2 separate regions of the Homo sapiens genome follow, and region 1 is linked to region 2. The links are chromatin contacts, found by Hi-C or POLR2A ChIA-PET in ENCODE. All regions are on one chromosome and are shown on one strand. Each heading gives the region's core, a stretch centred on a gene start or an enhancer-like site at or near the end of the contact. The rest is flanking DNA. Distances are from core to core; before and after follow the strand shown. Region 1 overlaps ADAM19 (ADAM metallopeptidase domain 19). Region 2 holds the start of SOX30 (SRY-box transcription factor 30).

Region 1 (7,599 bases), core at 1,114-3,613, 110 kb after region 2:
GGCAACGATGGTGCTTATTCAAGGGAGTCCCTGGGATAGGAGGAGGTCCCAATTTTTTACTCTAGGAGCAACCTCCAAAGTTCCCCCTTCCTTCGCCTTTCTGTTCCCTCATAAAGGAATGTGTCTGCTTGCAGCCCCCTGGACTCATCAGTCCCTTATTTGGCTTTAGGGCCATGCCTTTGGCACGTTGGTTTGTTTCCATTCCTTTGGAGTCAGAGGTGGAATGAGTACTGATGTAGAAATCTTGGTTCTGAAGCAGCTCTGGCTGTCTCTTCCCTGCTTTTCTTTCAGCATCTTAGAAAACAAAACAATACTCACTGAATTTATTTTGTCCCAAATCTAGACTAGTGCAGGCCATGACATTAGAATAGCACTCTGCTTTTCAGAGACACTTTCCAGTACCTGTCTGTCCTGGGCATTGCCATTTCTGCTTGATAGAAAGGGAAACTGAGGCTGAGTAGTTTGTGACTTGCACCGTATCACCTAGCCAGTTAAAAAATATTGTCAAAATTTACAAACCCAGAAGGAGAGAGACTAGTATTATAAACCTCAGATGCCCATTACCTAGATTTAACAATGATCAAGATTTTGCCACGTGTATATATAGCTAGTGCTGGAGAAAATGATAGCAATATTTGTAAAGCACAAATACTTTCTACTTTACAAATAATTCTTTCACATTTGTTCATATGATCTTCCTATATGCCAGGCACTATTCTAACATCTTACAGGGGCACTGTGAAGTAGATTTTGTCATTCTCCTCATTTTATGATGAGAAACCATAGGCACGGAGAAGTTACTGACCAGTCTGAATTCACACGACTTATAAGAGCTAGGATTTGAATGTATTTTCTCATTTGATCCTCAGCATCGCTGTGATACTGATGGTGATTATTAGTCTGTTCATTTTGCAGTCTAGAAAATGGAGGGGGTTTATGTGGCTCACGTGAAAACAATTTTTATACAAATACATAGTGAGCACTTCTCGAAGTTTTATTTATCTAATTAATGGGCTAACCAGCAAGATGATAAAACTGGTTTAAAATTGGATAAGGGAAACTAAGACGTATTTGTGTGGCGGTGTGTGTGTATTTAATAGTGAAAAAAGGAATGCTGAGATAAGATTGCTAAATTAGACACAAAACTAGTTAATATCCTAGGGGCTGTAAAATCATAACCTTTGGGGTTATCTTTTCTACTAGATGGAAATATTTGCATTTCTGTTGTATCTTATTAAGTTTTTACAAGTTAACATCTGATTTTACAGAGTGGAACAAGGGCTGTCCTAATTAATTGTAAATAGTACATCTTTCAAAGCCACACTCTTCCCATAAAGTCCAGAGAACCGTAGACAGGCCTCTGAGAGTCTAAGGCTTGGCTGTGCTCCCTTAGTGTTTTTTAATTTAATGTTTTGAGACAGAATCTGGCTCTGTCACTCAGGCTGGAGTGCAGTGGTGCAATGTCAGCTTACTGCAGCTTCCGCCTCCCGAGTTCAAGCGATTCTCCTGCCTCAGCCTCCTGAGTAGCTGGGATTACAGGTGCGCGCCACCACACCTGGCTATTTTTTTTTGTAGAGACGGGCTTTCGCCCTGTTGTCCAGGCTGGTCTGGAACTCCTGGCCTCGTGTGATCCACCTGCCTCGGCCTCCCAAAGTCCTGGGATTAGAGGCGTGAGCCATTGCACCCAGCCCTGGCTGTACGCTTGTGTGACATTGAGAGGAACCATAGTCATCTTTTGCTTCATTTCCAGGCTTTGGAAGGGCAGTTGCCTAGTGCAGCTGCTGCTTAAACCAAAGCATTCCGACTTTCCCTCTATGCTGGGTTAGCACCATCTTTAGACTTTTGGAAGGTGATTAGGAGGCTAGAAATAAAAAAAAGAATTAAAAATGTTAAAATTGCTCAAATGGAGTAGAATAATTCCCAGAACCCGAAAACATAAATCACCTGAAAAAAAAAAAACTATTAAAAATACAGATTTCTTAATCCTTCCCTAGAAAAGGGAGGGGATTGTGTATTTTTGAACAGTCTTTCCAGGTGTTGTGCAGTTGTTGGGCTAAGTCGCATGGTGAGAACATTATTACTAACATAGGCAGGATGAAGACCCTCCAGGTGAAATAAGAGAGACCAGAAAAGTGGACCTCCCAAGGCATCATCAGGGTATAAATGCCTGGAGACTCTTGGAAGAATTAGATAGAGAAAGGCCCAGAGAAAGGAGGTGTCAGCAAAACTTGCTACTGAGATGAGCAGAGTGATGCTCGCCTATGCTGAGCTCGTCTGCAGAGGGTGTTTTTCAAGGTAAATGGGAAATTGTTATCACTTTATCTTCACTGGTTTGCTTATCTGAAGCAGGAGGAAGAAGGTTTGAGCTCCCAGAAGATGTTTTGCAAATTCATTTTAGTGTCACTGCTCCTTCCTCTCTAGAGGGTGGTTTAGCCTAGAGAGGCATTTGAAATTTGTCTGACGATAAATAGAACTTAAAGGAATTGTCCTGAGTTTGAAGCTTCTGAGCCTTAGGAAAGACGGGTCTGAGCTGTTTTCAGGCTGCAGTGTACTTTCAGGGCCTGGCTGCTTGTACAGGTTCCAGTTCTTCTTCCCTAGAGAGTGACCTAATGTTTTATGTCCGGTATTTGGGGGTAGCTTATTTTCCTAGGTGGGAGTCTGAAGATGCAGGTTTTGCTCAGGGACTTTGGAATCTAAATGACCCAGATTTTGCTCAACTCTAGTGCTGGCTATTATTATGATGGTGCCGAGACATGGCAGAGTGTCCTACTGATTTCTGCCTGTCCGTGGGCTCCTGAGCACAGAGCAGACAGAGCAGGGGGCAGCAGGGTAGAACAGAAATTGCTTTTCTTTTAAAGCTAGAAAAAAGGAGTGGGCGGAATGGGAAATCTTGCACAGTCCTTTCTCTTCCTGGATGCACATCACTCACAAGTCGTTTCCTGAAAATCCTAATGCAATCCAATGGTGAGAGACGGCTTCCTGCCGGTCTGCTGAGCCAGCCCCTCGTCAGGGAGGAGATGAGAACAAGATGTGGTCAGAGAATGGGGCAGCTGGGCTGGGCCGGGCTGCTCAGTGACCATGTGCCCTCCTCTCTGTGGGACAGCAGCGTCCTTTGGTTCTGAGAGCAGCACCTGGACACATGGGCGTATGTGGACCTAGCTTGGGGGAGCTGCAGAGTTGTTCAAACAGATGGCTGGCCCTAACCCTAGAGTTTCTGTCTGATTCATGAGTCTGGGTGGAGCCTGGCAATTTGCATTTTTAACTAGTTTCTAGATGATGCTGATATTGCTGCTTCAGAAAGGGTGATTAGGTGGAAAATGAAAGCGGATTGTTTTATGTAGATTCAGAGGCCAGAATGAAGGCCTGTGGGTGCCAGTGACAGAGGTGTAGTTTTTAATCCGGAGTAAAACATTAAACTACTGTATGTGGTCAGAAATGGAGTGGGTAGTCTCAGGAGTAGCCTCTCCCTGGAGGTGTCCAGTGGTGAATAGCCATTTGGCAGATTCCTACACGAGATAAAAGGTTCATTCATTCGTTTGCGAGTTTATTCACTCATTCACAGAATGCACATGTACTGCCTGCTTGCTAGGTGCTGGGGGCCGGGGAGAAGACTTCAAAGACACAAGGTCCCTGTTTTTGGGGAGCTCACAGTGTAATTGGGGTTTGACTACATGATTTCTAGGGTTCCTTTCAGTGCTGAGGGTCAGAGAGGCCTGTGATGATGGGGTAATGTCACTGGGTGAATGATTTCTCCCCCCTTGCTAAGTCTCAGAAGAGGCTGAGAATATTTTTACCAGGAGTGCATTTTCTGTGGGAAAATTCACACTTCCCCACTGGCACCTGGAATGAACTATTAAACTCTGAACTCCTGACCAGCTGTACATGGCGCAGTCTGTGAAAGCAAACCCAGGAAATGGGCTGCAGGAATGAGCACATTGCGTTTTACCACCTCTCTTAAGTGATGTACTGGAGAGTTCATGGCTGGGGAAAGTTAGAGAGAGAAACTTTCTGGGTTCTTCTGTCATAATCCCTGTTGAAAGCAATAATGATTATCACTAACTTTTACCCAGCTCCACTTTGTGCCAGGCATGGCATTAAGTCTGCTACATTTATTATGTTGTTTGATCCTCATCACAGCCCTATCAAATGAGTATATCATCCTCTTTTTTGTGTAAGAGGAAACAAAGGTTCAGAGACATACATGTACTTGTTCACGGCCGTAGAGGCAGTGAATGTCAGAGCTGGAATCAAAACTTCAGTTTTCCAGTCTCCAGACCATGCTCTAAGCTGCTAGTACACTGAACTACTCATCCATCCATTCATTCGGTAACTAGTTAAGTGGTTTTCTCATTGAACAAATGTTAAGCACTGACATAAACCAGTGAGCAAAACTGCTTGGCCTCTGCCCTCATGAGGCTTACAGCTTTTCTCCCTCAGGCAAATGGGTGACTCCTCCCTCAAATCTTGGACTAGTTAGATGCTAAGGAGAAAGAGAAAGGACTGGGAGACAGATTCTGGCAGGTTAGCCACTGACCCAAAGTTTCCATGTGAATGAGAATTTCTCTTCACAAAGCTGGGGTTTGTGCTTTGCTTTATTTTTACATTTTCCTGTTGGGCTTCTTTTCTTCTTGTCCAAGGCGAGAAGTTGAAGGCCTTGACATAGTACAGGAGACAATTCTTGTGGCATTTGCCTTCTGACCACACACTGGGGATGGAGGGAAATCTGAGCGATCCCAGAACTTAGAGCTGGAAGTGACTCTAGAGGAATTCTAGAGACCCTCTGCGATGACCCTCTCTTGCTGGGAAATGTCACCTCTTTCAAAACCTGGGTTATCCCTGCAGATTCCTTTGGCTTTCTGTGCTGGCCTCAGCCTACATTTTCTTCTTTTTAAGAGCAGTTTTAAATTAAAATTTCAGTTTTCAAAACACCTCTCTGACAGTTAATTTAAAAGTCAACCAACTTCAGAAATATGCAACTTATATTGTAAACATCTTCTGCAACCCCTGAGATAATCACCATCAACAAAGGGCATTTGTTTCTCTCTCTCTTTTTTTTTTTTTTTTTGAGACAGAGTCTCGCTCTTGTCACCTAGGCTGGAGTGCAATGACGTGATCTCGGCTCGCTGCAACCTCCACCCCCCAGGTTCAAGCAGTTCTCCTGCCTCAGCCTCCCAGCTAGGCACCTGCTACCACACCTGGCTAATTTTTGTAATTTTAGTAGAGATGGGGTTTCACCATGTTAACCAGGCTGGTCTTGAACTCCTGACCTCAGGTGATCTGCCCACCTCAGTCTCCCAAAGTGCTGGGATTACAGGTGTGAGCCACCACACCTGGCTGACCTTGACTTTCTGTAGATCAATTCTGCCTTTAATGTGGCTGAACTATTAATAGTTGAAACATCCATTTGACTCTTATATTTTTCTTTTAATTTTTAGAGAAAATTCTAAGAACATTTCTTGAAGTTGCCTGGCCTTTGGTGAGGGGATTCTTAACCTGTACTTCAAGGGGTCTGTGGTGAGAGAAACCAATGTCCAAGTTTAGAAAAGAAAAAAAGGAATTTATTGGAAGAGTAACATAGAATTACCAGGTCTCAGGAAATCGGAACCACTAAGTGTCCGAAAGGGCAGGCAACGGAAGCTTAGGGAACCCTTGTAGCAGGAACAGAAGAACAGATGCATTGCTTCCATCTGTTCAGACCTGGCAGTATCTCTCCACTGGCTTCGCTTGAAATACAGGTCACCCCTTGGCCAGGGCCAAGTAGGACACCTTGATTGACAATCTCACCAAAATATGCATCAGGGAAGAGTTATTCCCTTAAAGAAAAATTGGTCTGCTGATACTAAAAATTGGTAGATCCAGTGCTGGAAAAATCAACCACGGTACACAACAGGGTTCATAGGCCCCGGGAAATTTTGCATGTGTTTGCATGTCTGTTTTCCCAGGACCCAGACAAATATTAAGATCATTGCTTTAGTTCTGTCAATTCCATCTAGTTGGAGTGATGTTCCCATAGTGATGATAAATTATATTTAATTTACATTAAATATAAAATTAATAACAAACTTATGGTTTTCCTTTTTGTTCCTTAGCCCCTTGTGGCTGCCTAGTTTCTTTTGTATGGAGATGCTTGGGATAGTCCTGCCTGGTTCAGTTAAAATCACTCGTTGTTGCTAGGAGGGTGGAGTTCATCCACTTATGATATAAATGTCTCTTTTTATTTTTTGCAGGCAACTTTTTGCTCCTTCCTACACAGAAACCCATTATACTTCAAGTGGTAACCCTCAAACCACCACACGGAAATTGGAGGTGAGTTCAGGTCAACAAATGTCTATCCAGCAGCTGTCCTCTCCCAGCCCTACTCCTAGGACCTCAGGAGATGCCTGATGGAGTTGGTCTCTCCTCTGAAGGGAGTGTTTCCCCCAAGCGAAGACCAAGGGAGCAAACGAGAAGCAAAACATGTATTTGATGTTCATAGGTGCTCCTCCTCCTTTGCTGACTACAATGGCTAAAGAAACATAGACTATTTTAGGGTAATTGCATCTAATTACAATTGATGCAAATTACTGTGAAATATACATGTTCTTTGCTTTATGTTAATTACCCACATGTTAACAAAAGTTTTAGTAAAAGGAGTGACTTACTCATAATCCTGTCGTCTCATCCAATTAGATGTTTGATTAGTCCTTTTTAAATGGATGTATAACATTTACAGAGTTGTAATCACTGTGCATATACATTTTGTAGTCTGCTATTTTAATGTGATTTTTAAGTTATGAATATTTTATTTTGCTTCTATATTCATATTGGACATTTTTTCCCTCAAAGTTGTTTTTGAGTAGGGATGTTTACGCAATGTCAAAGATCTTTCATTTAGAAAATGGTCTTTCAGATGGTTACATGTCAGTTTGCTTTGCCACACTCCACTGGTAGACATTTAAAGTAGTGAATGATACACATTTCATGGTGGCTAGCTCTTCTTACAGGGATGCCTATTGGAATTTGTAGGCTCAGAACGTTGATTCTCAACCAGGAGAACCAATGGCGTTGCCCCGACCCCGAGGGACACCTGGCAATGTTTGCAGGCAATTTTTATTGCCGTGACTGGCAGGGAGGATCTACTGGCATCTACATTCTATAATGCATAGGACAGACCCACCACTCCCCCACAACAGAATTATCCAGCTCCAAATATCCATAGTGCCCAAGTTGAGAAACCCTGGATTCGAATGACCATTCTCAAAGTCTGGGCTGGTGAGATGGGGGTGAAGAAGGGAAGACGCACACTGGCAGGAGCAGCAGTGGCCTTTGCCTTTGGGGCAGGACATAATGGACTACTGAGGCACACAGACTGGGAGTTGTGGTGTGGAGAACAGCAGGAGAGGTCCCTCTGCATCAGGACTCCTTCAGCAGCTTCTCATGGAACCTGAGTGTTCTACCAGGCCCATTCTTTAAAATATCCCTGCTGGAGTGCAAGTGTCCAGCAAGATAACACTGGCCACTATCAGTCATTAACAGCTCAGATTAGTTCGCCAGATTACCCCTGGATGGGGAAAGGGACACAGGACAGGTAATTTTGTGTGTGTGTGTGTGTGTGACAGA
Region 2 (7,433 bases), core at 336-2,835:
AACTAATTTTTTATTTTTAGTAGAGACGAGGTTCCACCATGTTGGCCAGGCTGGTCTCGAACTCCTGACCTCAAGTGATCCGCCTGCCTCAGCCTCCCAAAGTGCTGGGATTACAGGAGTGAGCCACCACGCCCAGCCCAGGATCTTCAATAGTTTTTATGGGTATAATGAGTTCTTGAGATAAAAGTTTGAAAACCATTGCCCTTGTCTATCTGCCAGGTATAAGAACTCCTACTGACCACATTTGTTACCAGAGGATTGGACAATAAATTGGAGTGGTCTTTGAGTGATAACTTGTCTTGATTGCAAAAATCATCTACGTCAAGATAAACTATAGTTTTTGGCCAGAATGTCATTTAGAAATGCAGCAAATGTTAATACAGGATTTCTTTTTGTTTTTCTTGGTGATGTTTAATGGAAATAAACACAATCCTACTAAAAGGAGAAACATAAACATGGAAAGGATTTGGAACAGTGTCTAGCATAAGAGTAAGCCCTTAACACAGGTAGTGATTATTACTATTTTATTATTACCCTATCACAGTCGCTATTCATTTATTTATTCAACAAGTATTTATTGAGTACTATATGCCAGGCTCAATGGTCTGCATTGTGGATTCAGTGATGGGCAAAACACAAACTGTTCTGCCTTCAAGGACTTTATAGTCTAAAGTGGGAGAGGCAGTGGAATCATCACATGAAAATTCTAATTACAAATTGTGGTAAGCAAACCAAGTGATAGAGGTATAAGTAGACCAAGATTTTATCTGATTTTCAGAGTCAGTAAAAGCTTCTCTGAAGAAGTCCCAGTTGAGCTGCAATATGAAAAATGTGCAGGAGGAATTAAGGAGACACAAAGGAAAGAGTAGCATGCTGAGCATGTTTAAACACCCTGCAGTAGAAAGAGAATGATGATGGGGCCAATGTGGCTGAAACCCAAAGACTCAATAACTATTTAATGGCAAAAACCACAATTACTTTTGCACCAATCTAATAGTAGCAGTAGTAGGAGGTTAGATCCCAAGCCACTGGGGGATTTTTAAGGCTTTGCTAAGAATTTTAGACTTTCATTACATTATCAGTGGGGAGCCATGGAAAGTTTAGGAAAAGTGTGACAACCTTAGATTTGCGTTTTCGAAAGATCACTGGCAGCTGGAGTGTAGTGGGGCAAGGGTGACAAGCAGGGAGACTATTTACAGGGTTACGGCAGTATCCCAGTGAAAGATGCTGGGAGCCTGGAACAGGATAATGGCAGGTAGAGACACAAAACAGTGGATGAATTTGGGATGTATAGTATTTTGGAAGTAGGGCCACAGGGCCTGGTGATTAATTGAAACTTTAGCACAATAATCACACAAAGTCGAAGATCCTCCCCAGCAACATTAGCTAATAGGTTATTGATAAGTTGCAAAATCTTCCCCATTCTCCCTTGGCAAAGATTCAAAAGCCCTGGTGGTACTCAGGGCCGACAGATTACTCAGGCCGCACAGAGCGCGTGCACAAGGCCGTCGCTCCCCTTGTGACGCAAGACTTCATTCCCTGGATGTCAGCGGCCTGGAAGCGCAACGTTTCCTGGGCAACGCCATTGTCGCAGCTCCGGGTGGGGGAGGGATGACTAAAGACAACGGCTGTAAGAGAACTCCACAAGAGAGTCAGAACGAAAATGTGCAACAAGTGCGGCGGCTCCTACCATGGCAGGTGATTCGAGGACTCAGCACGAGGCGAGAGTAGGGACCAGGAAGAGCCGGAAAACCCGCCTGTGATTGGCCGTCCACGGGTATCGGTCGTTGTGATTGGGTGAGGCCCAGACAGACAGCTGCGTTTTGAACCGCGTAGGGTTCTGGGTAGCAAAGGCCTTGCAAGGCTCTTAACCGAAAGGGGGAGGGGGAAGGTCGCCAACAAACGGCTGAGCTCACAATCCTGGCCGGGGCGTCCCCCTCCCCCATGGAGAGAGCCAGACCCGAGCCGCCGCCTCAGCCGCGCCCGTTGCGTCCCGCTCCGCCCCCGCTGCCGGTCGAGGGCACCTCCTTTTGGGCAGCAGCCATGGAGCCCCCTCCGTCGTCTCCCACACTGAGCGCGGCAGCCAGTGCGACCTTGGCCTCGTCGTGCGGGGAGGCAGTGGCGTCCGGCTTACAGCCCGCGGTGCGGCGGCTGCTGCAGGTGAAGCCAGAGCAGGTGTTGCTGCTACCACAGCCTCAGGCCCAGAACGAGGAAGCCGCTGCCTCGTCCGCGCAGGCGCGGCTGTTGCAGTTCAGGCCCGACCTGCGGCTCCTGCAGCCGCCGACAGCGTCAGACGGCGCCACCTCCAGGCCCGAGTTGCACCCGGTGCAGCCCCTGGCGCTGCATGTCAAGGCCAAGAAGCAGAAGCTGGGGCCCAGCCTGGATCAGTCAGTGGGGCCTCGAGGGGCCGTCGAAACCGGTCCTAGAGCCTCCAGGGTGGTCAAGTTGGAAGGCCCCGGGCCGGCCCTCGGCTACTTCCGAGGGGACGAGAAGGGCAAGCTGGAGGCGGAGGAGGTCATGAGAGACTCGATGCAAGGCGGGGCAGGCAAAAGCCCGGCAGCCATCCGAGAAGGTGTGATCAAAACGGAGGAACCCGAGAGACTCCTCGAGGACTGCAGGCTCGGCGCGGAGCCCGCGTCCAATGGCCTGGTTCATGGCAGCGCGGAGGTCATCTTGGCCCCAACGTCCGGTGCCTTTGGGCCGCACCAGCAAGACCTTAGGATCCCTTTGACGCTCCACACGGTCCCCCCTGGGGCCCGGATCCAGTTTCAGGGAGCTCCGCCTTCAGAGCTGATAAGATTGACCAAGGTCCCCCTGACACCAGTGCCTACTAAAATGCAGTCCCTACTGGAGCCTTCTGTAAAAATTGAAACCAAAGATGTCCCGCTCACCGTGTTGCCCTCAGATGCAGGTATTAGACAGCAGGGGAGTCGGGTTTTCAAAACTGCGTCTGTGTTGCCCATAGCTGTTTTGTCAGCAGTTCCCAAGTCTAAACTACAAAAGTAAAGTAATGGAACTGATTGTTTTCAGGGCAGAGTCTGCACAGGTATCACTTCTGATCGACTTGTACATATAGCAGTAAAATACACGAATGCCTTCAAGATTCTCAAGTATTTTTTAAAAAATCGATTTTAAGGCCCAGTATTTAGATAGGACTAATTTTTGTACACAAAAATAGAAATATTCTTGCTAGACAGCGCATAGCCCTCAGTTTATATGCTACAAATAATCAAGATTAAAAATATTGTAGTATAACAGCTCAGTACTTTTATATGTATCAAGAAATAGAAGAAATAATGGTGTTGAATGAAAAAAGTGATTATAATTAAACAGGAAAGTTTATACCGATTATAGAGGCTATCTTTAAAAATGAATAATAAATATTCTAGCAGAAAACAATACGTGATTCAATGTAATATTTTAGGGTTTATTCCTCTGAAAGGTAATGACTTATAGAAATATTGAAAAGAATACAGTAGAATGAGCCATAAATATTATTTTTAAAGAAATGACTAGTTGCAGCAGTAACAAGTACAAATAATGTTTTTATTTCTATTCAGTATTTCCAGATATATAGTTAGCAAATTCTTATTTTAAGATTTAGTTCACACAGAACACTTTGCCAATGAACATCTTGGAAAGTCATATTAATCTTTGGTTCATATTTTTATTAACTTTATGTTTTATTGTTTTTTTAATTTTCTGTGTTGATTCTTCCTCTCCACTCCACCCTGTTGCTTTTATCTTTAGTAGTTTTTAGATTTTATTTTTGTTTTCTAAAGGAAAGAAAGGGAAAGCTTTCTTTATACTACTTATTTCATCTTTAGTGTTTTTAAGAAATTTTTAATATATGAAGTAATCCTAAAATAATATAATAAATTTATGGACAGTTATTTTTGATAAAATACATGAGAGATGTGAATTTAGATAACTTCCTTTGTTGAAATTTCAACTGGCTCTGTGACTTTCTTTTTTTAAATTTTATTTTATGAAAAAGAGATGCTGGTCTCGAACTCCTGGGATGAAGCAGTCCTCCGCCTTGGCCTCCCAAAGTACTGAGGTTACAGGTGTGAGCCATTGTGGCTGCCTTCTCTGACTTTCAAAAAAATTACTTTTATTATTTTCTGTCATTTTTTTTCTGAAATATTGGCAGAGAGGTTCTAGGAATGAAGGTCAGAAGCAAGTGTGAGCCATTTTACCTGCCTTCTGTGACTTTCAAAAAATTATTTTTTTGAGACTGAGTCTCACTCTGTTGCCCAGTCTGGAGTACCGTGGCGTGATCTCAGCTCGCTGCAACCTCCACCTCCTGGGTTCAAGCGATTCTCCTGCCTCAGCCTCCTAGGTAGCTGGGACTACAGGCATGAGCAACCACGCCTGGCTAATTTTTGTATTTTCAGTAGAGATGGGGTTTCATCATGTTGGCCAGGCTGGTCTCAAACTCCTGACCTCGCGTGATCCACCTGCCTTGGCCTCCCAAAGTGCTGGGATTACAGGCGTGAGCCACCGTACCTGGCCCAAAAAATTATTTTTATTGTTTTCTTTCATTTTTCTCCCAGGACACAGGACTAGTGTTGATGATTCCACTTGGTAAGAGCTTCACCTTCGTAGTGAAATACAACTAATATAGTATTACAATATTATAAATAGTTTTGCTTGAAAGGACACAAGAGCAGCATGTAGATGAGTTCCTGTGAATGTTTAGAGAACCTCTACCTAGCTAAGATTATAGTCACGAGTAAGTCATGCATGGTTCCTGTTCCTTAATGGTAGAATATTTTTAGTAGTAAATAAATAAATGTTAATTATTGTTAGAGGTACTAATAATACAGATCAAAGAAGTAATAAGCCAACAATTTACTCTCTTCAACATGATTATTGCCACAGTTATCTTCAACAATATTATCCTCTTTGAGGAAAAGGAGTCATTCTAAACTACAGTTCAGAATGATGAGTTCAGGGGATGTAAGGAATTGTGGAATACTGGCAGGTTTTTTTGGTTATATTGAAGTGTATATTTCCTCCAGATATTTCAAAAATAAGTATAGACGGAGGTGCACTTTACCTTAAAATTGTGTGTGTGTGTGTGTATGGCACATTAATTTAGCCTTTTAATTTTTGTCATGTAGGCATACCAGATACTCCCTTCAGTAAGGACAGAAATGGTCATGTGAAGCGACCCATGAACGCATTTATGGTTTGGGCAAGGATCCACCGACCAGCACTAGCCAAAGCTAACCCAGCAGCCAACAATGCAGAAATCAGTGTCCAGCTTGGGTTAGAGTGGAACAAACTTAGTGAAGAACAAAAGAAACCCTATTACGATGAAGCACAAAAGATTAAGGAAAAGCACAGAGAGGAATTTCCTGGTAATCAAATTAAATAATGCCTCTTACTTCTTTTAAATGAATTTATTTAGTTAAAGATTAGGGTAGGTTGAGATTGAAAGACAAAAATATATAATTTTTTTCTGATATGTACAATAAAGAGAATAATGACTAATATTATAACAATGATTGAAATGACACTGGGCATGAGTTTCCTTAAATAGAACCAAGCAAAGGGATATCTGATTTCATATTCACCAACTCATACAAATCAGAGGACACGCAGTTTTATTGTGGTTTTGATTTAGATAGATGTAAGTTTAATGAAAGTACATCTTGAAAGCTTTAGGCTATAATTTTGCAAGTAAACTATAGAAGTGTTAAAATGATAGCAACAGAAAAAAAATGCAGTCTACGCTTAATGAGAATGCAGGGATTGTCACCATATTCCATTTTAACATATGATTGTCAGAACATAGTCCTGCCTTCTGATTGATAGATTTAGCCCTGTCATGATATAGTGTGAAAGGAGTCCGATTTCTCCCTAGCAGTGGGAACATTGGGATTAAGCTTGGAAAATGCACAGTGCATGGCCAGCATGTCTGTGCAAGGTGGGACAAAACTTATTATTTTCTGAAATATTGGCAGAGAGGTTCTAGTAATGAAGGTCAGAGGCAGCAACTACAGTGAACCAGTGATTGTTCTGATTACACAGTGGCTGCAAATGCCATAGTTCCACTGTTCTGACTTTGGAAGAAATTAAGTTATTTGTGGACTTGGAGATTGCTGAGTTTAGGAGAGTGACTCTTCTTGAACTAGGCACAAAATTAGTGACTGATCAGCCAGGCGCGGTGGCTCACACCTGTAATCCCAGCACTTTGGGAGGCCAAGGTGGGTGGATCACGAGGTCAGGAGATCAAGACCATCCTGGCTAACACAGTGAAACCCCATCTCTACTAAAAAAAAAAATAAAAAAATTAGCTGGGCATGGTGTTGGGCACCTGTAGTCCCAGCTACTTGGGAGGCTCAGGCAGGAGAATGGCATGAACCCAGGAGGTGGAGCTTGCAGTGAGCCGAGATCGTGCCACTGCACTCCAGCCTGGGCGGCAGAGTGAGACTCTGTCTCAAAAAAAATAGTGACTGATCATTAGTGACTATTGCATTGTAAGATATAGATGATTGTAACTTACAGAAAGTGAGGAAATGAGATGAATAATGTCATAGTGAGGCATTATTTGATAAGGTGGAGGAAAGGCTTTGGGATTCAAATACAGCGGTTTTGATGTTGACTCTACTACAGGTTCATTCTGTGTCATTGGTTATAAAACATTTGACCCTTGGCCAGGCGCAGTGGCTCTCGCCTGTAATCCCAGCCTTTGGGAGGCCGAGACGGGCGGATCACGAGGTCAGGAGTTCAAGACCAGTCTGGCCAACACGGAGAAACCCCGTCTCTACTAAAAATACAAAAAATTAGCCGGGTGTGGTGGCATGCACCTGTAATCCCAGCTGCTCAGGAGGCTGAGGCAGGAGAATCACATGAACCTGGGAGGCGGAGGTTGCAGTGAGCCGAGATTGTGCCATTGCACTCCAGCCCGGGCAACAGTGCAAGACTCCGTCTCAAAAAAAAAAAAAAAAAATTTGACCCTCTTCTTTTCAATGATGAGTTATAACATTGGCCACTAGTCAGGAGCTATTTGGATATGTATGTTAAAATACACAGTGGAGAAGTCATTCACTGAAATAATATCCCGGAGCTGGAAAAGATACTTTAGACAATAATTTGTTTTTAAAACACTTTAAAGTGCTTTGCATTTTAGTATGAAAAAAATTATTTAAAGGCTAAATGGAGTCTACACATTTAAACATATTTTGTCTTCTATAGGTTGGGTTTATCAGCCTCGTCCAGGGAAGCGAAAACGATTCCCTCTAAGTGTTTCCAATGTATTTTCTGGTACCACACAGAATATCATCTCTACAAATCCTACAACAGTTTATCCTTACCGCTCACCTACGTACTCTGTGGTAATTCCCAGCCTACAGAATCCCATCACTCATCCAGTTGGTGAGTTAGTTTTATTGTAGATTACTATTTTTTAAATAGCTGCAAGA

What was found. Hi-C counts contacts between places; a loop is a spot of excess contacts on that map. ChIA-PET counts read pairs that join two places held with the same protein, here RNA polymerase II (POLR2A). Pooled maps may share reads with other maps.
Region 1: a loop to region 2 is called in a map of CD4-positive, alpha-beta T cell, with 2.0 times the contacts of the local background. The contact joins the enhancer-like site here to the promoter of SOX30 in region 2. A Hi-C loop is called at or near these places in 3 of 168 maps with a recorded cell type or tissue (CD4-positive, alpha-beta T cell, CD4-positive, alpha-beta memory T cell and PC-9), 1 of 37 single-sample maps with no recorded cell type and 8 of 50 pooled maps. POLR2A ChIA-PET finds 5 or more read pairs at or near these places in 5 of 52 experiments (B cell, CD4-positive, alpha-beta memory T cell, Caco-2 and 2 more).

Annotation. Positions count from the first base shown.
Region 1 is chr5:157,536,620-157,544,218 of GRCh38, reverse strand. ADAM19 (ADAM metallopeptidase domain 19) reads left to right here. Exons shown (of 23, transcript NM_033274.5): 4 at 6,228-6,306. Among named protein-coding and RNA genes, the nearest start is that of ADAM19, 35 kb to the left of the region's middle. RefSeq lists enhancers at 2,343-2,452, 2,613-2,672, 3,083-3,182, 3,323-3,442. Within about 2 kb of position 2,363, at least 25 of the 41 ENCODE cell types and tissues checked have a DNase peak (open chromatin) inside an H3K27ac peak, as active enhancers do; they include B cell and CD4-positive, alpha-beta T cell, where a contact is called at or near this core.
Region 2 is chr5:157,646,590-157,654,022 of GRCh38, reverse strand. It overlaps SOX30 (SRY-box transcription factor 30), which reads left to right and starts at 1,585. Exons shown (of 5, transcript NM_178424.2): 1 at 1,585-2,911; 2 at 5,127-5,366; 3 at 7,207-7,386. The coding sequence starts at 1,945. LOC105377675 (a long non-coding RNA gene) reads right to left here and starts at 2,217. Exons shown (of 3, transcript XR_941127.3): 1 at 1,691-2,217. RefSeq lists an enhancer at 1,648-1,942.